3 separate regions of the Homo sapiens genome follow, and all the other regions are linked to region 1. The links are chromatin loops, found by intact Hi-C in ENCODE. Cell type or tissue: endothelial cell of umbilical vein. All regions are shown on one strand.

Region 1 (8,000 bases):
TTCTTGTTTCTGAAATGCCTGACCTGAAATAAAACATTGCTCCAAGAAGTCCTGATTCTGTTTAAGGAAATGACATTTAGAGATCACAATGTGGGTATCAGGGGCGTCAGTGCTACTGGGCTGGTCATTATTTCTTAGACTTTTTCTTTTCAGTGGAAAGAGCTAAGAATGTTTTCTGTTTGTTTGATTTTTTTAAAGAGACAGAGTCTTACGCTGTTGCTCAAGCTGGAGTGCAGTGATGCAATCATAGTTCACCGTAGCCTTGAACTACTTGGCTCAAGTACTTGGCTCCTTCTGCCTTAGCCTTCCAAGTGGCTAGGACTACAGGTGCGTGCCACCATGCCTGACTAATTTTTTATTTTTTGTAGAGTTGGGATCTTGCTGTGTTGCCAAGGCTGGTCTCAAACCCCTGTCCTCAAGCAATCCTCCTTCTTTGGCCTTTCAAAATATTGGGATTATTGGTGTAAACCACCAAACCCAGTTGGCTAAGAATATTTTAAAGAAAAAAAATAAGTGAGTTCAAACTGAACTTTGCAATTCAAATTCAGGACTGCTTACAACTTTATTGATTTTTTTTTTTTTTTGAAACAGAGTTTTGCTCTTGTTGCCCAGGCTGGAGTGCAGCGGGCACTCCAGCTCACTGCAAACTCTGCCTCCCAGCTTCAAGCAATTCTCCTGCTGCAGCCTCCTGAGTAGCTTGGATTATAGGTGCCAGCCACCACTCCCAGCTAATTTTTTGTATTTTTAGTAGAGATGGGGTTTCATCATGTTGGCCAGGCTGGTCTCAAACTCCTGACCTCAGGTGATCCACTTGCCTTGGCCTCCCAAAGTGCTGGGATTACAGGCATGAGCCACTGTACCCAGCCACCTTATTGATCTTATACCTACATTTCTTTTTAAAAAATGTTTTAAAAATTATTTGATTTATTGTACAATAACAATATTAATGTTATCAACAATATGATTTCCGAAAAGTTGAATTTTTTTGTTTGGCTCTATCATTAGGGTGTATCTAACTAGAGATAGATCATCAAATTATCGTGTTTTACAGTCTGTTGGTATAGTATCTGTGTAGTTATGCTATCAACTGGGTGCAGAAGTTTAATTTTACTTTTGGATATTAAGAATTATTTTATTAATTCATTTATTAATTTCATTTTAAATTATGAAAAATATGTACACTGTTCCAAAGTCAGTTCTCCAAAACAATATATTCAAAGAAGTCTATCTTCCTATTTTTCTTTCTTTTTTAAATGATGATAATGATTATTACCCAGACTGCTCATCTGCAAGGAAGAAGTCTCTCTTCTATCCCTGTTTCTTCCACTCAGCTCCTCATTCTCCTATAAACAATAGTATAGTTTATTAATTTTTTAGTAGAGACAGTGTTTAATGTATTTTTAGTAGAAAAATACACTGTTTTTTATTTTAATATTATGAAATACACGCATGTATGTATTGGTATCTCCTTTCTTTTTAAAAACATACATATAGCATACATGATGACCTCATCTAACTTTTCACATTTTAACAACGATGACTTTTTTTTTTTTGAGACAGGTTCTCACTCTGATGCCCAGGTTTTGCTCTGTCGCATTCTCTGGAGTCCAGTGGCGGGATCTCAGCTTACAGCAGCCTCAACCTCCCTGGCTCAAGAAATCCTCCTACCTCAGCCTCCCAAGTAGCTTGGGACCACAGGCGTGTGCCACCAAGCCCGGCTAATTTTTGTATACATACATACATATATATAATACATACATATGTTGTATATATTTAAAATATATATATATATTTAAAATATATATATACATATATATATATTTAAAATATATATATACATATATATATATTTGGTAGAAATGGGGTTTTGCCATGTTGGCCAGGCTGGTCTCAAACTCTTGGACTCAAGCCATCTCCTGCTTCGGCCTCCTAAAGTTTTGGGATTACAGGCGTGAGCCACTGCGCATGGTCAATAATGACTTTTAATATCTTACTATACATAGAAGAACTTATTTTTTCGATTGCTCTGTAGCGGGAGACAGAAAAAGGAAAAGTCGGAGATGCTGCCATTCCAGAGCGGGGGGACCTTGGGAAGGAGGCCTGGGAGGTCAGGATTCTGGGCTGCACTGGCTTAATGAGTAGGGAGGTCAAGCAGCCTGGAAAGGTGTGGGATTCACTCCAGGGGTCTGGCCAAGTGGTTCCAAGCCAGGCAGTTCGTTTTCCTCTAACCCAGTCTCTCCAGTTTAGTTGTGTCTGTTATCCTTCAGCCCCATCTCCCCTCCCCTGGGGACGAAGGCGAAAAGAGTGAGGAGGCATTGCCCAGGCCCCTGGTACCTGCCGCGGAGGGAGCGAAGCCGGCCTTGTGCGGTCTTCCCGCGCCCCTCCTCTCCATCTAACCGTGGAACCGCCCTGCTCGGGAGCCCACTCCCCTGGAGGGCCGAGGGCGTCTTAGGCCAGAACATGAGGAGGCTGGATAAATGGGAATCGTCTCTCTCCAGTCGCAGCAAAGAGAATTTACTTGCGTAGGACCCTAGGCATTTCCTACGGGAAAAGAAGTGAAGACACGCCCGAGCTAGGCTGCCCCGCCCGCTCTACAGAAGGGGTGGTGCTGTCCGTGACCCCTCCCAACCCTCTCCACCCCGGAATGGCCTGGCCTGCACGAGGTAAGCCGGGCTGTCTGGACAAGAAGTGGTTTCCATCTGTGTATACTGTCAGAGACTATGTCAAGCCTGGTCTCTGCTGAGGAAATTGTTCTTTTAAAAGAAACTTCTGTTTTTTTTTTCTTTCAAAAGATGTGCTTTATAGTAGTGTGAAGTAACTGTCGAATGAGTATCATGATACTGAGTAAATATGGCAGCATCATGTTTAACGATAACAACAGACACTTATTTAGCATCCACTGTGGGCTGCGCACGGGCACTTTATATACACCATCTGATTCAATCATTAGCATTATGAGTTTCATTTCACCTGTGAGGATAGGGAGGCCCAGGGAGTTAAACAGATTGCTTACAGTCTTTCATTTGCCAGTAGCTGTGCTAAGATCCAAAAAATTTTTTTCTTATCTTTCCTCCCTCCCTGCCTGCTTCCCTCCTCCCTGCTTTCCTTCCTTCATTTTGTTTTTGAACACCCAAAGCCCATATTCCTGACATCAAACTCCTCCTGCCTTTGATGAGAACTCTGAAGAGTGTCAGGAAAGAAGTTGATCTGAGAAGTAACTGTAAAGAGTTTCGAGTTGAATGGGAAGAACTCGGGCAGTTAGTAACCTACCTCACCTTTCTGTTCCTTGAATTTTTCGGGTGAAGGACTGCAGGAGAACATGTTCCCCAAACTGGGATGTTTATTGGATGCACCAACCTCTTCTCCCACAAGGGGTCAGTAAAATCCCCTTAGTGAATAGAATGAAGCCCTGCTCCTCCCTGGCTTAGCGTTGGGGCAGTGAGGATCATTGCATTGGTGAATGGACCTCTGACCTTTACACGTTCTCCTCTCCATCACCTGGCTTTACTCAAGCTGAATTCATCCAGCGCTTGCACTCCATCCTCATGCTACCATGTGGTGGGAAACAAAGGGACAGAGAGCTCCAATTCATTCTTTTTTTTTTTCCCTTAGGGTTGGGGTCTTGCTTTTTTGCCCAGGAGGGCATGCAGTGGCATGATTATGGCTCACTGCAGCCTCAAACTCCTGGGCTCAAGCGATTCTCCTGCCACCACCTCCTTTCAAAGTGCTGGGATTACAGGTGTGAACCACCGTGCCCAGCCCTAATTCATTCTTTACTTTTAGTTTAGAGTAGTGTTTCATTTAAAAATTGCTGTACATAAAATATAATCACAAATGATTTCTCAAAATTCTGTATCTTGCAATTATTGTAACTGGATAAGGGTTTAGAACAAGAGAAGACATGTCTAAGTCTAATAATAATATAGTGAATATTTACGAAGTGTTATGAAGCGGCACTTTCTAAGTGTCTTATAAATGATAGAAACTGTGGGTCATGCTTTACGTGGCATTTGAACTCTGGCATTCTGGTCCCAGAGTTCCTGGCCCCTAAGCATCATAACATACTGCCTGTCTACCAGAGAAACAAAAATCAGTGTTTTCCATGGTCCTGGCAAGGATGATTATCAGTTCTATAAGCTAATATGGACATTCAGGAGGTGGATCAAGGTTTTGTGAGGCCCAGAGCGTATATAATTTGGGTGTCATCTTTAGGAAGATAACAGAAAATGACAAATACAAATGTATATGTGAAAATAAATTTTTATTTAGAATGAGAAAATAAATCACAACTGATCACAATTAGAAAAAAGACTACAAATGTCTCCAAATCCAGAAAAAATGCACATTTTTATTACTGAGCCCCCTAACGTATCTAATGCTTCTTTCCCCCATATCTTTAGCTTTATACTCTTTGATTGTCTTTCAATGTGTCTGCAATTTTCTACAATCATTTTTAGTAGAGAAAATAGAAATGTAATTCAGCTGTTCCTATTAGCGTGGTTGCTTGGTAATTATTATTGATGGTTGGGATGCATAACACATAGGATTTCACACATGACTATAACTTGCTGTTTGTAGTGCTTCTGCAGTTTTATCCCATACCTATAGAGAAATTCTGAAAATTGTATTTTGTGTGATCCCCTCCAAAAAGAAAAAAAGCAAAGTTTGTTCATAATTGTATGTGCTGTATTATCAGGTATATTCGTTTTTTTTTTTTTTTTTTTTTTTTTTTTTGAGATGGAGTCTTGCTCTGTCACCCAGGCCGGAGTGCAGTGGCACGATCTCAGCTCACTGCAAGCTCCGCTTCCTGGGTTCACGCCATTCTCCTGCCTCAGCCTCCAGAATAGCTGGGACTACAGGCACCTGCCACCACGCCCGGCTAATTTTTTGTATTTTTAGTAGAGATGGGGTTTCACCATGTTAGCCAGGATGGTCTTGATCTCCTGACCTCATGATCTGCCCGCCTTGTCCTCCCAAAGTGCTGGGATTACAGGCGTGAGCCACCGCACCCGGCTAACATATTCTTCACAGGAGACAAATTCCATTTTGATTAGTTTTTTTCTTTTAATTTATTTTTTAAATAGAGATGAGGTCTCACTAAACTGCCCAGTGTGGTCTTAAACTCCTGGGCTCAAGCCATCCACCTGCCTCGGCCTCCCAAAGTGCTGGGATTACAGGTATGAGTCACCATACTCCGCCATTGACTAGTAGTTGTTAATGGAACCTTTGGCTTACCATTTTCCATGTCTGACAGTTGGAAGAATTTTTCACAGACCACCTTCTGGCTTGATTCATTTCAAACCTTTTTCCTCCACAATCTATGTACTTCTCATGCCAGATGCCATAGGACACAGTGTATAGGGATAGCCCTGGTTCTTCCCGTCATAACACTAGGCAGGGAGTGAGATGAGGGTGCTCCTAAGATAGCTTAGTAATAAGTAATAAGTGAAGAATTCACAGAAGTAATTGTAAGCCACATAAATGTATCCAACAAAACCCCAAATAAATGTACCCTCAATGCATTCTCATCTGCCTCAATGTACCTTCAGATATGCCCATGGCTGGTCCATCCCACCTGGCACAGGGAAAGAGTGGAGAAAGGAAAGTGAGAGTAGAAACAGAAAATAGTCATAACTGATAGCAGTTAAATATATTATTTTTGGCTGGGTGTGGTGGCTCACACCTGTATTCCCAGCACTTTGGGAATACAGCCGAGTCAGGAGGATCCCTTGAGCCCAGGAGTTTGAGACCAGCCTGGGCAATACAGTGAGACCCCATCTCTCTCTCTATATATAAAATAATTAGCCAGGCATTGTGGTGTGTGCCTATAGTTCCAGCTACTTGGGAGGATGAGGCAGGAGGACTGCTCAAGCCCAGGAGGTTGAGGCTGCAGTGAGCTGAGATTGTGCCACTGCACTCCAGTGTGGTTGACAGAGTAAGACCCTGTCTCAAAAAAGAAAAGAAAAAGAAAAAACAATGTAATCATGCAAATGTGAAAACACTGCTGGACCCTTCCCAAGCCTTGGAGGGCCTGTGCAAATGAGGGTCCTGCAGCCTAAGCTGCATTAACTTTAGGGCCAGTCCCTGTATGGAACATCCTTAGAGACCTAACTCACCCACCAGCCTGAGGCAGCTCCAGGGGAGTGCCAGCAGACAGCAGAGCAATGATCTCACACCCATGGCAAACAAGGACGCGTTGTCCACCCACTAATAGGACCTCACCACCTGCAGGCGGGCAGATCCCAAGGTTTCCTGATATTCCCTACTGCTGCAGTCTCTGCTTGGGACAAAGTGCATTGCTTTTGCCATGAGTCACTGTGCCAGTAAAAAAGGTTAGGGGACATTCATGTCACAAAAGCAAGCGCTCAACTGGGACCTGAGAAGAGACAGCCTTCTTGGGTCACAACTGTCCACTTTCTCCAGGTGATATGGTTTGGCTCTGTCCCCACCCAAATCTCATGTTGAATTGTAATTCCAGTGTTGGGGGAGGGACCTGGTGGAAGGTGATTGGATCATGGGGGTGGGTTTCTCCCTTGCTGTTCTCGGGGTATGAGTGAGTTCTCACGAGATCTGGTTGCTTAAAAGTGTGTGGCACTTCCTTTTTCGTGCACTCTCTCCCATGCTCTGCCATGATAAGACGTGCTTGCTTCCCGTTCACCTTCCGCCATGATTGTAAGTTTCCTGAGGCCTTCCAGCCATGCTTCCTGTGCAGCCTGTGGAACTGTGAGTCAATTAAACCTCTTTTCTTCATACATTACCCAGTCTCGGGTAGTTCTTTATAGCAGTGTGAGAACGGACTAACACACCAGGGCTCGGGGATGATGAAAGCTTTGCTCAGGCTCTTCCCTTTCTAAATCTTCCCCATCCAGTGCACATCCCCATTCTGACCCCCAGCCATGAAACCTTCCCAGCAGCTCCGAGGCCCGTGGATCTCTCCTGCATCTGAGCTCTTACAAGTTTAAAAAAAAAAAGAAAGAAAAAGAAATTCTGAAACACATATTTGTTAAGCACCCATTCTGGGCTAGCCTGCAGTTAAATCTTACTGAATTGCTTACAAAGCATTTTGCGTAAGCAGATCTCTGTTTAGTCAGATTATAAACAAATTGGTGACAGGGACCAGAATTTCTTGCTGGCAGATCCCAGTTCTGGGCTTGTCAGCACTGAATAAATACTGACTTGATTGATGTAGCTTTGTCTCCTCTCTGAGGACCAAAGCTCTTGGCAGCTTCCTCCTAAGTAGGCTGGGGACTCCCTAACTGGGTGGAGAAGGTAGGGTTATCTCCTGCAGAAATTTTAATGGAGTTCCCCCAAATCTTGCTAATGGATTCTTGGACACTCTGCAGCCTGTAGTGGAAGCAACTTTTCTTCTTCAGTAAACTGATTAGAAATTTGGATTTTTAACCAAAGTAGAAGTCTAAATCTAATTTACTGACCCTTTTCAACCCCACCCCAAATTCCTTACTTTGTGAGCTAGCAAGGTTTGAGAATGTTTGGATCAAACTGAGTATCTCATAATGCAAGCATGCATGGAGTCTCCTGGCTGGTTTTACTTTCACTTATCTTGCTCCCGTTCTGGGGGGCAGTGCAGAGAAGGGGAAAGATCAGGCTTGAGTCTCCCTCGATCTGGATTCAGTCAATACTGGCTCTGCCCCCACAAGCTGTATGAGACCTTGGCCTAAGTCATGTCACCCTCCCAGCCTTCCTTTCCTCTGCCGGAAACAGGGGGTGTCACAGAACCTGCCACATTCAGCGGCTGCGGGATTTATTTTGTAAGGATTCAGGAGGACAGTGAGGATGTGGCTGATGAGTTTGTTCCCCGTTTGTGCAGGTTCTCTTCTCTGGCTCCCAAAGCCAGTAGGTTTATTTCATCTCAACAAATGCTTGAAGCAGACACAAGCATTTGTTTCTACGCTAAGCTTCAGAGCTCTTAAACTTTCTTTTTTGAGGCAGGGTCTCTTGCTGTCACCCAGGCTGTGGTGCAGGGACATGATCACAGATCC
Region 2 (8,000 bases), 1.1 Mb after region 1:
CTGCACTCCAGCCTGGGCAACAGAAGGAGACTCCGTCTCAAAAACATAAAATAAAATTTTAAATAATTTTATGTTTATTTTATTTTATGTTTATGTTTATTTTATTTAAAATTTAAAAAATTTTAAATAATTAGACATTAGCTCTAAAGATTGTTCCTTGGTATAAAATGTAGGATTAAAGCCTACAAATAATATTGGTATCATTCAGGAAATTAAAGTGTAAATCTTTTTTGGGAAAAATTAGTCTTTGTCTTCCAATTAATGTTTCTTAAAAATCTCTGTTGGTCATAGTTCATACAGTTCTCACTATATAAGCTTTTATTTGGAAATAGTATTGCAAGTTGATACGAGTCTAATAGGACAGACTGATTTGGTCATGTAAAGCCTAAATGTCTGACAGACTGGTAACAATTGGTTGGCAAATAAGGTCAGTAATGGTTTGACATGGGAAAGTCAATTAACTTTATTTTTACTCAACATTCACAATTCAATTCAAACCCAATCTTTCAGTTACAGTTGATCCTGAATTGAGTTGGGCAAGAACATATGCCTAGATCCACACAAATTTATTCTCTAGTGGAATCTGGGAATGTCTCCTATTCACTCAACAAATGTTTACGCCATACCTACTGTATGTCTACTGTGGTAGGCTCTTGTGATTCATCGGTTAACCAAAGATCCCATCCTCTTAGAACTTATATTCTAACAGGTGAGCAATAGATACAATAAATAAATTGCAGCTGGGCGCCGTGGTTCACGCCTATAATCTCAGCACTTTGGGAGGCCGAGACGGGTGGATCACTTGAGGTCAGGAGTTTGGGACCAGCCTGGCCAACGTGGTGAAACCCTGTCTCTACTAAAAATACAAAAATTAGCCAGGCATGGTGTTGCACGCTTGTAATCCCACCTACTCAGGAGGCTGAGGCACTAGAATCACTACAACCCAGGAGGCAGAGGTTGTAGTGAGCCGAGATTGGACCACTGCACTCCAGCCTGGGCAAAAGAGCAAGACTCAGACTCAAAAAAAAATCTAAATAAATAAAAATGAGTAAATTGCATACTATGTTAAAAAGCAGTAAATGCTGTGGATAAAGTTTATAGAGCAGAATAACAGGGAACAGGAGTACTAGGGTGTGTGAAGGGAGGTTGCAATTTTAAACGGTAAAATTCCAGCAGACTTGAAGGAGATTAGAGAGATAATTAGGTATGTAGGTATCTGGGGATGAGCATTCCAAGCAGGTGGAACAATTGGTGCAAAGAACCTAAGGTGGGAGTATGCTTGGTGTGTTTGGGGAACCTCAAGGAAGAGAGTGTGGCAGGAGTAGAGTATAATAGGAAAAAAGGTCAGAGAGGAAAAATGGGAGGGGCACCATCAGGTCATGTAGGATCTTCATGGATCAAAGGACTTTGGCTTGTGTTCTCAGTGAAATGAGCAGATGTGACAGGGTTTTCATGAGATTTCATCCATATGACTTAAGTCTTTTTGGGGTTTTTTTTTTTTTTTTTGGAGACAGGGTCTCACTGTGTTGCCGAGGCTGGAGTGGAGTGGCATGATCATAGCTCACTGCAGCCTCGACTTCCTGGGCTCAGGCAACCCTCCCACCTCACCCTCCCAAGTAGCTGAGACTACAGGTGTGTGCCACCACGCCTGGCAAATTTTTTAATATATTTGTACGTAGCAATAGGGTTTTGCCTGGGCCTCCCAAAGTGCTGGAATTGTAGGTGTGAGCCACTTATGTCTTTTTTTTTTTTTTTTTTTTTTTTTGAGACGGAGTCTCGCTCTGTTGCCCAGGCTGGAGTGCAGTGGCACGATCTCAGCTCACTGCAAGCTCCGACTCTGGGTTCACGCCATTCTCCTGCCTCAGTCTCCCGGGAGCTGGGACTACAGGCACCTGCCACCACACCCAGCTAATTTTTTGTATTTTTAGTAGAGACAGGGTTTCACCGTGTTAGCCAGGATGGTCTCGATCTCCTGACCTTGTGATCTGCCCGTCTCAGCCTCCCAAAGTGCTGGGATTACACGTGTGAGCCACCGCGCCCGGCCCCAATTTATCTCTTAATAGGACTCTTGTGACTGTTGTTGAGAGTAGACTATAAGGGGGCCTAGATAAAAGCAGTAACAGAAACTCAAATTTTGAAGCCTTCTTGTAGACTATGGATAACACATTTGGTTAACAATGTGTTATTGTTAGGGTCTGACTGCTGAGATTTAAATCCTGACTCTGTTACTATTTTAGTAAATGACTTCTGTATCTTCATTTCCTCATTTGTAAAATGAAAGTAGTAATACCTCACAGAGTTGTGATAATTAAACTCATAATTTAAATAGTGCCGGGCAGTGTAAACACATAACAAAAATTGGTTGTTATCATTGTTAGTGTTCTCATCCTGTATTTGTCAAGCATGCTAATTCTACTACCATGATGTTTAACGTTCTTTCCTTTCCATATGTACTTAAAATATTCTAGTTCAGACCGCAGACAGAGCGGCTTGCCTGGACTATTATAGCCACTAATTGATTTCCTTGCCTCCTGTCCTTCTGTCCCAATCTTGCACAATACTGTTAGATTGTCACATTATATCCAAGCTCTAAAACCTTAATTTCTTTCCTCTTGCTTTCTACATTATGTGCACATTGAGCTCATGGCTCTCGTTCATGTAATTCCAGCTTTCCCTTCTCCAACATAAGTACACAGTACTGCATGCCTTTCCTCAGACTGTGGGTTCTCTCCTGATCTTGTCTGCAATTTGAAATACTTTTAATTTCACCTGAAGTGCTATTGACTATACTTTCTACTTCACTTCTCACATAGTATTTCCCACTGGGTACTGTAATCATTCGTGTACTTATCTACTTAGGTTTGGAACATTAGATGCAAGGGATTACATCCCTTAGAGCTTCATGTTTGTGTTCTACTGTAACTCCATGCCATGTAGTAAATGTTTTAATACTCATTGAATTGATTTTCTTTCCATTGTCATTCTTCTCTAGGAATGATCAACAGCATCAAGCAGCTGAGCTTGAATGTGAGGAAGACGTTATTCCAGATTCACCGATAACAGCCTTCTCATTTTCTGGCGTTAACCGGCTACGAAGAAAGGAGAACCCCCATGTCCGATACATAGAACAAACACATACTAAATTGGAGCACTCTGTGTGTGCAAATGGTAAGAGTTGGAGTTGTATTTTAGTTCTCTGGTTTTGTAAACCAGTGTTCATCTACTAGTTTTTATGTTATTCAATCTAGTGATAAGAAGATAGTCACTATTCTGGTATCCCATGGTACAACTATGAGTTTAACTTCTATTTGTAAAGTGACTGAGAAGGCGTTTTCTGCCCGTGTTATGTATAGATACGTGTCATCTATATGACATGTAAATATACCATATTTTATAAATGTAGTAAATAGTTTCTTTTTTCTTTTTATTTTAAAAATATTCCTATGTGTATATATCCAAGTGGGATAGAAGGAAAAAGGAAAGGAACTTAATGTTAATTTCTACCTCCTGTGTACCAGGTATTATGCTGAGTGATTTGCATGTATTATTGCTATGTTTTAATTCTCGTAACAGGCTTGTGAGATAACTATCAGCTCTTTTGTTTTATAGATGAGGAAAGATATGTTTAGAAAGGTTAACTCACTCAAGGTCAGCTATTATGTAGATGAGTCAAAATTCAAATACAGATCTTCTTAGCTCTGAACTTTCCTACTCTCCAGGTCTTGCCACATGGGTACTCCTGCCATTGGAGCTGTCTGTAACTGGCTATTTTTATTTGTTGTAATTTGTAGGAGTTAGTGGTAATCAAGAAATGGTGTTATAATATGTACACTTTGTGGCTTTTCAGTGACATGTTTCTAATTCCAGCCTAGTTTATCATTTCTGCTAAATGCTTTAAAACTGTCTTTTCACATAGTCCCAAAATTTGTTATGTGCCATGATACAAGTATTACTTTTAGTATTAATCTAAAGCAAACAGTAAAGACTTTAATTTTTAACCTAAACTATTTGCAACAAGGAAAGCATGGGGGACGGGGGATATATATGTACTACTATATTTGTATAATACAAATAAATTGTTGACAGTAAATATGCCTTTAAACAAATAAGCAGATCTTATTCTTAGATGTTGGAACATTGACAGTTTTCCCCCACTTTATAAGCGTTTGTATCACCATCTAGTGGAAAACAAAAGAACTGTTAAAAATCCTACACTTAAATAGGAGCTAAGTTAAAATGTAAAATCATAGATCTAAAATGAATATCCGTTGACCTTTTAGTTTGCTATCAGACAGGACATGAATCATTAAAGATAATCACTGCATAATTTACATCAGGTTTAAATTCACAAATAAGAATATCTAGAAAACAATTCCATATTAGGAAAGTCTTTTGTAACCAATATAAATGCTTCTGGTTTATTTCTTCTTTGTATGAAAGCAGCATGTAACTATTTAGAAATTTAATTCACTTGCTTTAACCTTGTTCTGATCATTTTTTACTTGGAATCTGAAATTTGGTTTTAAGATGTACGATAACCTTGAGCCATACAAATGATTTTAAAATAATTTTAAGGCCGGGCACGGTGGCTCACACCTGTAATCCCAGCACTTTGGGAGGCCAAGGTGGGTGGATCACGAGGTCAGGAGATCGAGACCATCCTGGCTAACATGGTGAAACCCTGTATGTACTAAAAATATAAAAAATTAGCTGGGCGTGGTGGCACACGCGTGCAGTCCCAGCTACTCGAGAGGCTGAAGCAGGAGACTTGCTTGAACCCTGGAGGTGGAGGTTGCAGTGAGCTGAGATCATGCCACTGCACTCCAGCCTGGGCAACAGAGCAAGACTCCATCTCAAAAATAATAATAATAATAATAATTTTAAATGCTTTAATGACTAATTAGTCCTGTTCTCTAACTTCCCTTGCTTGCTTATTTTAAGGTTTATAATGCTTTTTAATATTACTCTCAAGTTATAAATAGTAAAACCATTTCACTTTACCTTGTCCTTATTTTGGTTTTCTTTGAACTAAATCTTTAAATATTGGAGTGATTTCTGATAAAGCATGCTTCAGAGTTTCCTTCCCGAAAATAGAAACTCTAAAACAAAGATCATGGAGATAAATGATATAGTATACATTAGATTGATTGATCATTTGTTTATTGATTGATTATTTGAGATAGGGTCTCACTCTGTCATCCAGGGTGGAGTACTGTGGTGTGATCTGTAGCTTACTACAGCCTGGAACTTTTAGGCTCAAGAGATCCTCCTGCCTCAGCCTCCCAAGGTGCTCAGATTACAGTCATGAGCCACTGTGCCCAGCCCAGTATACCTTTTTAAATTAACCTGCTGATTTGTAACAAATATAAAAAGAGAAGTAACACTAAAATGTTACTACTCTAGGCAATTTGGGTTAGAAGAAGCTGTCTGTTCTAGTCCCCTCTCTCCCAATGTCTTAACTTAAACAGCTTTGTTTCTTAGTGAAATTAAAGGAGCTTACTTCTTAGAATATGATAATTATGTCAATAAAACAGTACTTATATTGGATTTAAATACAGATAATACATAAAAATTTTAAATATGAATAAATAAAAATAATTTGATAATGCTTTTCATCATCATTGTTTATTGTGTAATCTCTTATTTTTTTCTCCCCTTAGAAATGAGAAAAGTTTCCAAGTCTTCAACTCATCCACAACATAATCCTAATGAAAATGAAATTCTAGTAGCTGACACTTATGACCAAAGTCAATCTCCAATGGCCAGTAAGCAAGATACTGAGATTACTTTACAAGTTTAAAATTGTGGTTATTGGTGGGTAACAGTGACCCACAGTCTAACTTAGACAATATTTTAAAGGTATTTTCCATATAATTTTGTTTATATTACTAGTTTACTATCTTTTTCATATTGGAAAGTAATGTTATCCTATTCATATAAATATCCCTAATCATATTAATATAAATTACTAATAATTTTAAGTAAAGAAGGCTTTACTGTGATTTACTTATTTGTTCAACAAATATTGAAGCATCTGTTGTATACCAGGCACTGAATAAAACAAAGCCCTTGTCCTCATGGAGCTTATGATCTAGTTGAGGGAGAAATAAAATTTATGTCAGATAGAAGCAAGTGCTCTGAAGAAAAGTAAAGCAGGGTAAGAAGGGATATTAGAAAGCCTCACTTGTAAAGTGATGTTTGCATAGGGACTGAGGGAGGGAAGTGAGTCACGTGGCTATCTGGGAGAAGGGCACCCAGGCAGAGAAATTAGCAAGCCCGGAGGCTTTGCAGTGAAGATGCCATTTGGTTTGTTTGAGGAACATTAAGGAACCCTGTGTGGCTGGAGCAGAGTGAGTAAAGGGGAGATTGGTTTGGACAACAGGAAAAATAGAGTTACCATTTACTGAGATGGAAGACTGGGAGCCGCAGGTGTATAGGTTGGGGCGGGGGTGGTTAAAATTAGAAGTTTGGTTTCGGTAATATTCTGTTTGAAATGCAAACTCAACATTCAGGTAGAGTTTGGATTCATGAGTAGATGTGAGTTAGAATTTAGAGAAGTTGAGGATGGAGACACATATGGAGGTCATCAGCAGGTAGATGGCATCTAAGCCATGAAACTAGATGAGATTACCAAGCAAGTGATAATAGATGGGGATAAGAAGAAGTCCAAGTATTGAGCCTTGGGGAACTTCATTATGTAAAGTCATGATTTTCAACTTTTCTTTTGTTGAACAACCCCCACCCCAGCATTTTTAGACATTTCCCCCCTCCCCCCAGTCCCTTCCCTGCTGGAATTTTATTACTGCAGATCTACTGTATATCTGTTTAGGTGATACGTGTATGCATGTATGTCTGTGCTTTATACATAGTAAGGTTTTTTTTGCTCCCCCCTGCCCCGAACCATTTTTCACCCCCTTAGAGAAAATACTGTAGCTGTTGAGGTTGCGAAAATGAGTAGGAACCAACAAAACAGAGAAGGAGCTGCCAATGAGATAGGAAAACTAAAAATGATGTCCTTTAAGCCAAGTGGAGAGAGGACGAAGAGGTGATCAACTGTGTTTAACAATGCTAATAAGTCAAGTAAGATGAAGACTTCTTAGAATTGACCATGAGATTTGGTTGCATGTAGATCATTGAGTGTTAAACTAGTAACATGATAAAAATTGTTAAGGTGTAATGGTGACCATCTGAGATCGGTCTCATGTTCAAAGGAAACTAAGGACAGAGAAAGTGGAAAGAGCACACACAAACAAGTACTCCCAAGACATTTTGCAGTAAAGAGGAGGAGAGAACAGGACAGTGGCTAAAGAAGAACATGGGTCAAGGGAGGATTTTTTTTCAAGATGGAATATTATAGCATGATCGGCATTTATTTATGTTGATAGGATGATCAAGTAAATAGGAGAAAATTAATAATTCTGGAGAAAGAGGGAACAATTGCTACATCCTTAAAAAGGTCAGAGGAGATGAGATCCAGAGCCCAGTTGGGAGGGTTGGTCAAGGTTAATCACTTATTCATTTTATAATAGTGTAAAAGTTACATACTGAAAGCTACAAATCATTTTATATTAACATGTGTGTCTGTTTGTCTGTCCATGAGTATGTGTGCATGTGCATGGAGGCTCAGGGTCCAGCAAAGGGTGCTAGGGATACAACACAGAGGGTGGCAGATCCTTGCTTCTCAGCTCTCTAGAACCAATTCTGTTCTGCTGCTGCCAGGTCTTTGCTCCATTATTTGTCCTATCTTCCTTATACAGTATCTGCAGCTTCTCTGCTGGCTTATTCTTAAGTATATACACATATATGTTATCTTCCATCTTTAAAAAATAATCCCCCTTTTAATAATCTCCACCTTTAGCTACAGCTTCTCTTCAGAGGTGAAAAAGTATTAATAGTCTATACTCAATATCTCTACTTTACTAATTCCCATTCACTCCAACTCACTGTAATATGGATTCTATTCCCCAACCCCCACCTGCAAGAGAGGAGGAGAGAGCAAG
Region 3 (8,000 bases), 57 kb after region 1:
TCAGCCTCCTGAGTAGCTGGGACTACAGGTGTGCACTACCACGCCCAGCTAATTTTTGTAGTTTTAGTAGAGATGGGGTTTCACTATGTTGGGCAGGCTGGTCCCAACTCTTGGCCTCGAGTGATTTCCCTGCCTCGGCCTCCTAAAGTGCTGGGGTTACAGGCGTGAGCCACCACACAAGGCCCATCAAGCATATTTTTAAGAAACTGAGAGAAGAAAAATAGTCTATTACATTCATCTATATTTACCACTTCTATTGCTCTTCCTTTATTCCTGGTATCCCAAGTTCCTTCTGGTATCATTTCCCTTCTTTTTGAAGAATGTACTTTTAGAGCAGCTCTGCTGGCAACAAAATTCCATTTTCTTTGTTCTGAGATGGTCTTTACTTAACCTTGTATTCCTGAAGTATATCTTCACTGAATATGAAATTCTGAGTTGATAGTTTTCTTTCAGCATTTAAAAAATGCTCTTCTTCTTTCTTCTGAACTCCATGATTTCTGTGGGATATCTCCAAGTTATTTGAGTTATTGTTCCTCTATAAATAACATGTCATTTTTCTCTGGTTTCTTTTCTTTTCTTTCTTTCTTTTTTCTTTTTTTTTTTTGAGATGGAGTTTCACTCTGTCACCCAGCTGGAGTGCAGTGGCATGATCTCAGCTCACTGTAACCTCTGCCTCCCGGGTTCAAGTGATTCTTCTGCCTCAGCCTCCTGAACAGCTGGGACTACAGGTGTGCGCCACCATGCCTGGCTAATTTTTGTATTTTTAGTAGAGATGGGGTTTCACCATGTTGGCCAGGCTGGTCTTAAACTTCTGACCTCAAGCAATCCGCCAGCCTCGGCCTCCCAAAGCGCTGGGAATTACAGGTGTTAGCTACCGTGCCCGGCCCTCTGGTTTCTTTTGATATTTCAATTTTGTCTTTAGTTTTAAGTAGTTTGATGATAATATTGGGGGACATGGATTTTGGGGGTGTTTAGCCTCTTTGGGGTTTGCTGAGCTTCTCAAATCTGTAGGTTTCCTGTGTTTCACCAAAGTTGAGAAATTTCCAGTCATTATTTCTTCAATTTTTTTTTCTGCACTGCACTCTTTACTCACTTCTCCTAGCACTCTGAGAACACAAATGGTCAGCCTTTTGTTGTCGTTGCCCAGTTCCCTGAGGCTTGTCCATTCTCTCCCCAACTTGTCCATCTTTATCCTTTCTTCCTTTTTTTTTTTTTGGTTGTTTGTTTATTTTCTTGTCTTTTTGTTCCATATAGTGAAGTTCGTGGTAAACCATCTTTATTCTTCCTGTTGTTTAGATTGGGGAGTTTTTATTGATCTGTCTTCAAGCTCACTGACTCTTTCCTCTGTCATCTCCATTCTGCCATTCAGCCCCTCAGTGAGTTTTTACATTTCAGTTATTATATTTTTCAGTTCGAACACTTTCATTTGGCTTTTCTTTATATTTTCTATTTCTTTGTTGGGACTATCTATTTTTCCATTTATTTAAAGGAAGTTAGCCCTTACTTGTTGGAGCATTTTTGTAACAGTTGCTTTTAAGTCTTTGTCAGCCACAATAAAAAATGATAAAGGGAATATCACCACTGATCCCACAGAAATACAAACAACCATCAGAGAATACTATAAATATATCTATGCAAATAAACTAGAAAATCTAGAAGAAATGAATAAATTCCCGAAAATATACACCCTCCCAAGACTAAACCAGGAAGAAGTTGAATCCCTGAATAGACCAATAACAAGTTCTGAAATCGAGGCAGTAATACATAGCCTACCAATCAAAAAAAGCCAGGACCAGATAGATTTACAGCTGAATTCTACCAGAGGTGCAAAGAGGAGCTGGTACCATTTCTTCTGAAATGATTCCAAACAATCGAAAAGGAGAGAGTTCTTCCTAATTCATTTTATGAGGCCAGCATCATCCTGATACCAAAACCTGGCAGGGATACAACAAAAAAAACCAAAACTTCAGGCCAATATCCCTGATGAACATTGATGTGAAAAGCCTCAATAAAATACTGGCAAAGCAAATCCAGCAGCACATCAAAAAGTTTACCCATCACCATCAAGTCGACTTCTTTCCTGGGATGCAAGGCTGGATCAACATATGCAAATGAAAAAATATAATTCATCACATAAACAGAACTAAAGACAAAATTATATCTGTATTGAGGCATGATTATCTCAATAGACTCAGAAAAGGCCTTTGATAAAATTCAATATCCCTTCGTGTTGAAAACTCTCAATAAATTAAGTATAGGTGGAGCATATCTCAAAATAATAAGAGCCATTTATGACAAGCCCACAGCCAATATCATACTGAATGGCAAAAGCTAGAAGCATTCCCCTTGAAAACTGGCACAAGACAAGGATGCCCTCTCTCACCACTCCTATTCAACATAGTATTGGAATTTCTGGCCAGGGTAATCAGGCAAGAGAAAGAAATAAAGTGTACTCAAATAGGAAGAGAGGAAGCCAAACGGTCTCTGTTTGCAGACGACATGCTCCCGTATTTAGAAAACCCCATCGTCTCAGCCCAAAAGCTCCTTAAGCTGATAAGCAAATTTAGCAAAGTCTCAGGATACAAAATCAATGTGCAAAAATCACAAGCATTCCTATACACTAACAATAGACAATCAGAGAGTCAAATCATGAATGAACTTCCATTCACAACTGCTACAAAAAAAAATACCTAGGAATACAGCTAACAAGGGAAGTGGAGGACCTCTTCAAGAACAATAAACCTTTGTTTAAGGAAATCAGAGGACACAAACAAATGGAAAATCATTTCATGCTCGTGGATAGGAAGAATCAATATTGTGATTCTTACTGCCCAAAGTAATTTATAGATTCAATGCTATTCATATTAAACTACTATTGACATTCTTCACAGAATTAGTAAAAAAAAAAACTACTTTAAAATTTATATGAAACCAAAAAAGAGCCCGTATAGCCAAGACAATCCTAAACAAAAAGAACAAAGTTGGAGGCATTACGCTACCTGACTTCAAACTACACTACAAGGCTACATTAAACAAAACAGCATGGTACTGTTACAATAACAGACATACAGACCAATGAAACAGAATAGAGATCTCAGAAATGAGTCCACACATCTACAACCATCTGATCTTTGACAAACCTGACAAAAACAAGCAATGGGAAAAGGGCTCCCTATTTAATAAATGGTGCTGGAAAAACTGGCTAGCCTTATGCAGAAAATTGAAACTGGACCCCTTCCTTATATCTTGTACAAAAATTTAAACTCAAGATGGATTAAAGACTTAAATGTAAACCCAAAACTACAAAAGCCCTAGAAGAAAATCTGGCCACTACCATTCAGGACATAGGCACGGGCAAAGATTTTATGACAAAACACCAAAAGCAATCGCAACAAAAGCAAAAATTGACAAATGGGATTTAATTAAACTAATGAACTTTTGCATAGCAAAAGAAACTATCATCAGTGCAAACATACAACCTACAGAATGGGAGAAAAGTTTTGCAATCTATCCATTTGACAAAGGTCTAATATCCAGAATCTACAAGGAACTTAAACAAATTTACAAGAAAAAAAAATTAAAACATGTGCAAAGGACATGAACAGACACTTCTCAAAAGAAGACATTTATGTAGCCAACGTATTAAAAAAAGCTCAGCATCACTGATCATTAGAGAAATGCAAATCAAAACCACAGTGAGATACCATCTCACACCAGTCAGAATGGCGATTATTAAAAAGTCAAGCAACAACAGATGCTGGTGAGGCTGTGAAGTAGGAACACTTTTACACTGTTGGTGGAAAGGTAAATTAGTTCAACCATTGTGGAAGACAGTGTGGCAATTCCTCAAAGATCTGGGCATATACCCAAAGGAATATAAATAATTCTATTATAAAGATACATGCACATGTATGTTCATTGCAGCACTATTCACAATAGCAAAGACATGGTATCAACCCAAAAGCCCATCAATGTTAGACTGGATAATGAAAATGTGGTACATATACACGATGGAATACTATGCAGCCATAAAAAAGAACTAGGTCATGTCCTTTGCAGGGACATGGATGGAGCTGGAAGCCATTATCTTCAGCAAATTAACACAGGAACAGAAAAGCAAACACCGCATATTGTCACTTGTAAGTAGGAGCTGAACAATGAGAATACATGGACACAGGGAGGGGAACAACACACACTGGGGCCTGTCGGGGATAGGGGTGGGAAGAGGGAGAGCATCAGGATAAATAGCTAATACATGCAGGGCTTAATACCTAGGTAATGAGTTGATAGGTGCAGCAAATCACCATCGCACATATTTACCTGTGTAACAAACCTGCACGTCTTGCACAGGTATCCCAGTACTTAAAATAAAATAAAATAAAAACAAAAACAAACAAAAATAAAGTCTTTGTCAGCTAATTCCAACATCTGTGTTATCTCAGCATGTTAGTTGAGATTTTCCTAGTTCTTCACAGAGTGAGAAATTTTGTATTGTACTCTGGACATTTTGAATGTTATGAGTCTCTGGGTCTTGTTTAAAATTCTATGGAAAACATTTTATTCTGTTTTTTAACGTTAGTGGGTTATAGGTATGGTTGGGTTCAAGTTGTAAGTTCTGATCATCCTTCAGTGGTGTGTGGTTTCAATGTTCCACTAACACGCACTGCTATTCAGAGCAGTCCTGCATGTGCGCCACCTGGTGGCCAGTCTAGGCAGTCTAGGAGGTGGGACATGGTTCACCTCATAGTTTACAGTTGTATCTCAAAGCTTTTGATATACTGTTTAGGGTCAGATTCATGAATGTTCCACTTGTGGATAAACCCAGGGATTCTTAAACAACTTTATCAAGTCCCTTTCCCTAATACCTCCCTCTCTATAATGTCCCTAGTACTTTCTGAGTCCTGGGCTCCCCTTTTCAGTCCTCCAACCTGAAGAAAAACAAAAAAGAAATGGGGGATTTCTCCCTCTCCTTTGAGCATTAGGAGACCACGCCCTTGAGCCAGAACCAGAGGGTTTCTCTTGGACTTCTCTCCATTCATGCAGACGCCCATGTCCAGGTTCCACACTACCTTACACCTAGTCTGGGCAACACTGAAGCGAAAAATACAGTAGACTCACCACCCATTCAGAGGTACTTTAAAGTCTGGTCTTCCTTTCTGGTCTATCTGCTACTAGATGCTCACAGTATCCAAGTCATTGTGCCGTGCATTCTGTCCAGGTTTATCGCTTCATCCGGTGGGGGGATAGGGTCATAACTACATGACTCAAAACTCAGCCCCATCTTACCTGAAACCTGGGCTGAGTTTTGAATCATGTAGTTAATCTAATTAATACTGATTAATGGATACTTGGGCTATTCTTCCTGCCTTTTAAATTGTCGTGTTTCTGGAATCTGTTTTAATATTCTTATCTTATCCCTTCATAACACTGGTTCTCACCTTGGGTTTTCATTAGAATCACCTACACAGATTAAAAAAAAAAAGTTGATGTCCAGGCTACATCCCAGCCAAATTAAACCAGAATCTCTGGGAATAGGATCCAGGAATTAATACTTATATTTAAAAAAAATATTTCACACCACTTACCCCATCCTCTAATCCTCCAAACCTGTTCTTCCTATAATCTGCCTCATTTCACTTAATATTGTCACCATCCTCCAAACTCCCAAGTAAGACACCTTGGAGTTGGCCTGAACTCAGCTCCAGAATTTTTGCATTCAGGCTACCATCTGCCCTGTCATTGCCAACTCAGAAATGTCTTCAAATGTGGCTCTCATCTCTATTCCTTTTTTTTTTTTGTCACAGGATCTCACTCTGTCACCCAGGCTGGAGTGCAGTGGTACAATCACTGCTCACTGCAGCCTTGACCTCCTGGGTTCAAGTGATCTTCCTGCTTCAGTGTCCTGAGTACCTGGGACCATGGGTGCATGCCGCATGTCTGACTAATTTTTTTATTTTCGGTACAGACGGTGTCTCACTTTGTTGCCCAGGCTGGTTTCATACTCCTGGGCTCAAGTGATCCTCCCGCCTCGGCCTCCCAAAGTGCTGCAATGACAGGTGTGAGCCACCATGCCCAGCCATCTCCATTCTTTTAATCAAGCTCACGTTGCATAGCTGTGTCATTGGTTTCCCTGTCACTGGGCTGTCTTGGCAAACACTCTCACTGCTGCCAAAGGGATCTTCCTAAAAGAAGACTCTGTCAAGCCCCTTGTAAAACCTCCCTAGCGCCTCCTGCCCCCCAGTCTAGAGTCTAAACTCCTGGGCAAGGCACACGAGGCTTGCCATACTTGGCTTAGACTTCTTCTCCTAACTCCTCCCCCATCACCCATACATCTCTTTTCCCCACCTGGCAAAGACACACTGACATTCCCGAAATACCCCCGGCCCCGGAACACCTTATTGTTATCCTACTCACTTCCTACTTTGATGCCTGGCCATCTCCTTTTCAACCTTTAAGAACCAACTGAAATGTGAACCACTCGCCAGTGCTTCCCAGCTGATGTCATTACTGATCCTCCAGCTTTGGCCATAGTGTATTATCATGGTCACAGGCCGGGCGCGGTGGCTCATGACTGTAATCCCAGCACTTCGGGAGGCTGAAGTGGGTGGATCACCTGTGGTCAGGAGTTTGAAACCAGCCTGACCAACATAGTGAAACCCTGTCTCTACTAAAAATACAAAATTAGCTGGGCATGGTGGAGCATGCCTGTAATCCCGGCTACTTGGGAGGCTGAGGCAGGAGAATCGCTTGAACCCAGGAGGCTGAGGTTGCAGTGAACTGAGATCGCGCCATTGCACTCCAGCCTGGGCAACAAGAGTGAAACTCGGTCTCAAAAGATAAATGAGTCATGGTCACAAAACTCCACTGAAACTGTTTGCATGTCCGTCTCTCCCACTAGACTGGGGGCACCTTGAGGGTGGGTACTTATCAACATTTGTCTTTCTGGGAAAGCACACAGTGCCTGACTCACAGCAGACCCGCAGTGGGTGTTCAAACAAATAAATGAATATAGAGCAGACAGGGGCCCAGGAAGCAGCTCTGTGAGATTAGCGAAGTAAAAAGAAACAGGATGAAATGCAGGTATTTAAACACGGCATGAATGTTTGCAAAATGGAACAAGATTGCCAAAATTTCTAAGCTCAGACAAAGTAGTCATTTCTGGTTTAGGTCCAGGTATTGATACTACTTCAAAACCAGCCTGGGTGTTTTCTTAGCTGAAGGAAAAGGAGATGCCAGGGAAATACAATGAACTTCTGAAACAGGTATAAAGCCAGCCTCCAAGGAACTGAGGAAACGCCTCTGATCTGGAAAGTGGCATCACTTGTCAAACTTGAATTCAATTCCTGGCTCACTGCCTGCTGCTGGGGAAACATGGGCAAGTTAATTAACTTCATTGAGCCTCAATTTTCTCATCTGTAAAATGGGTACAATATTTCCTACCTCATAGGATTGTGTTGAGTATTGAACGAGTTAATTCATATTTCTAGTATGTAGTTAAGTGCCTGATAAATAGTGTTATTTTTATTTTCTGGTGATTTAGGGAATGAGTTGGCAGAAGTAGATGAAAAGAGGCATACGTCTGTTTCAGTTGGGGTCTTTATTGTCCTCAGCTCCTTAGAGGAGAAAGCCTTTGAATTCCCATGTCCTCATGTCTAGGGATGGGCTGACAGCCCAGGTTCCTCCTCTGGCTTTTGGCCACCGCTCTTGGTCCAGCTGGCCAACTTCCCCGCTCAGAGCCACAGAGCAACAAGGAGCCAGCACTGTCCCTTCATCCAGGGAAGTGCCTCATTCCTCATCTAAGTGTCCTTGACTCCTGAAATAATAGGGCAATATTTGAACATCCTATACCTAGACAGGCCCTATTTGCCAAGGACATTCTAAAAATATACTGTTGGGATTAAAAAAAAAACTTGCTGATTCTAAAGATCTCTGGAGGTGGTACCTTCTAAATTTATGTGCACAGAAGTAGCCAGACCTTGAGATGTCCATTCAAGGTATAC

Evidence for each region. A loop is a pair of places that touch in the nucleus more often than their neighbours do. Peaks named below come from ENCODE experiments on the same cell type or tissue, not always from the same donor. Only the 100,000 strongest peaks of a DNase experiment are listed, where the experiment ranks them.
Region 2: a loop joins it to region 1, with 4 times the contacts of the local background. A loop is called at or near these places in 2 of 110 quality-filtered maps.
Region 3: a loop joins it to region 1, with 8 times the contacts of the local background. A loop is called at or near these places in 25 of 110 quality-filtered maps.

Annotation. Positions count from the first base shown.
Region 1 is chr18:21,894,554-21,902,553 of GRCh38, forward strand. LOC105372016 (a long non-coding RNA gene) reads left to right here and starts at 2,380. Exons shown (of 4, transcript XR_935276.3): 1 at 2,380-2,663. In endothelial cell of umbilical vein, a CTCF peak has its summit at 3,351 (motif pointing right); a DNase peak (open chromatin) is centred at 3,358.
Region 2 is chr18:22,979,226-22,987,225 of GRCh38, forward strand. It overlaps RBBP8 (RB binding protein 8, endonuclease), which reads left to right. Exons shown (of 19, transcript NM_002894.3): 7 at 2,993-3,168; 8 at 5,661-5,765. Among named protein-coding and RNA genes, the nearest start is that of RBBP8-AS1, 49 kb to the left of the region's middle. In endothelial cell of umbilical vein, a CTCF peak has its summit at 4,193 (motif pointing left); a DNase peak (open chromatin) is centred at 4,146.
Region 3 is chr18:21,951,537-21,959,536 of GRCh38, forward strand. No RefSeq gene overlaps it. Among named protein-coding and RNA genes, the nearest start is that of LINC01900, 26 kb to the right of the region's middle. In endothelial cell of umbilical vein, a CTCF peak has its summit at 4,710 (motif pointing left); a DNase peak (open chromatin) is centred at 4,685; H3K27me3 peaks cover 426 bases.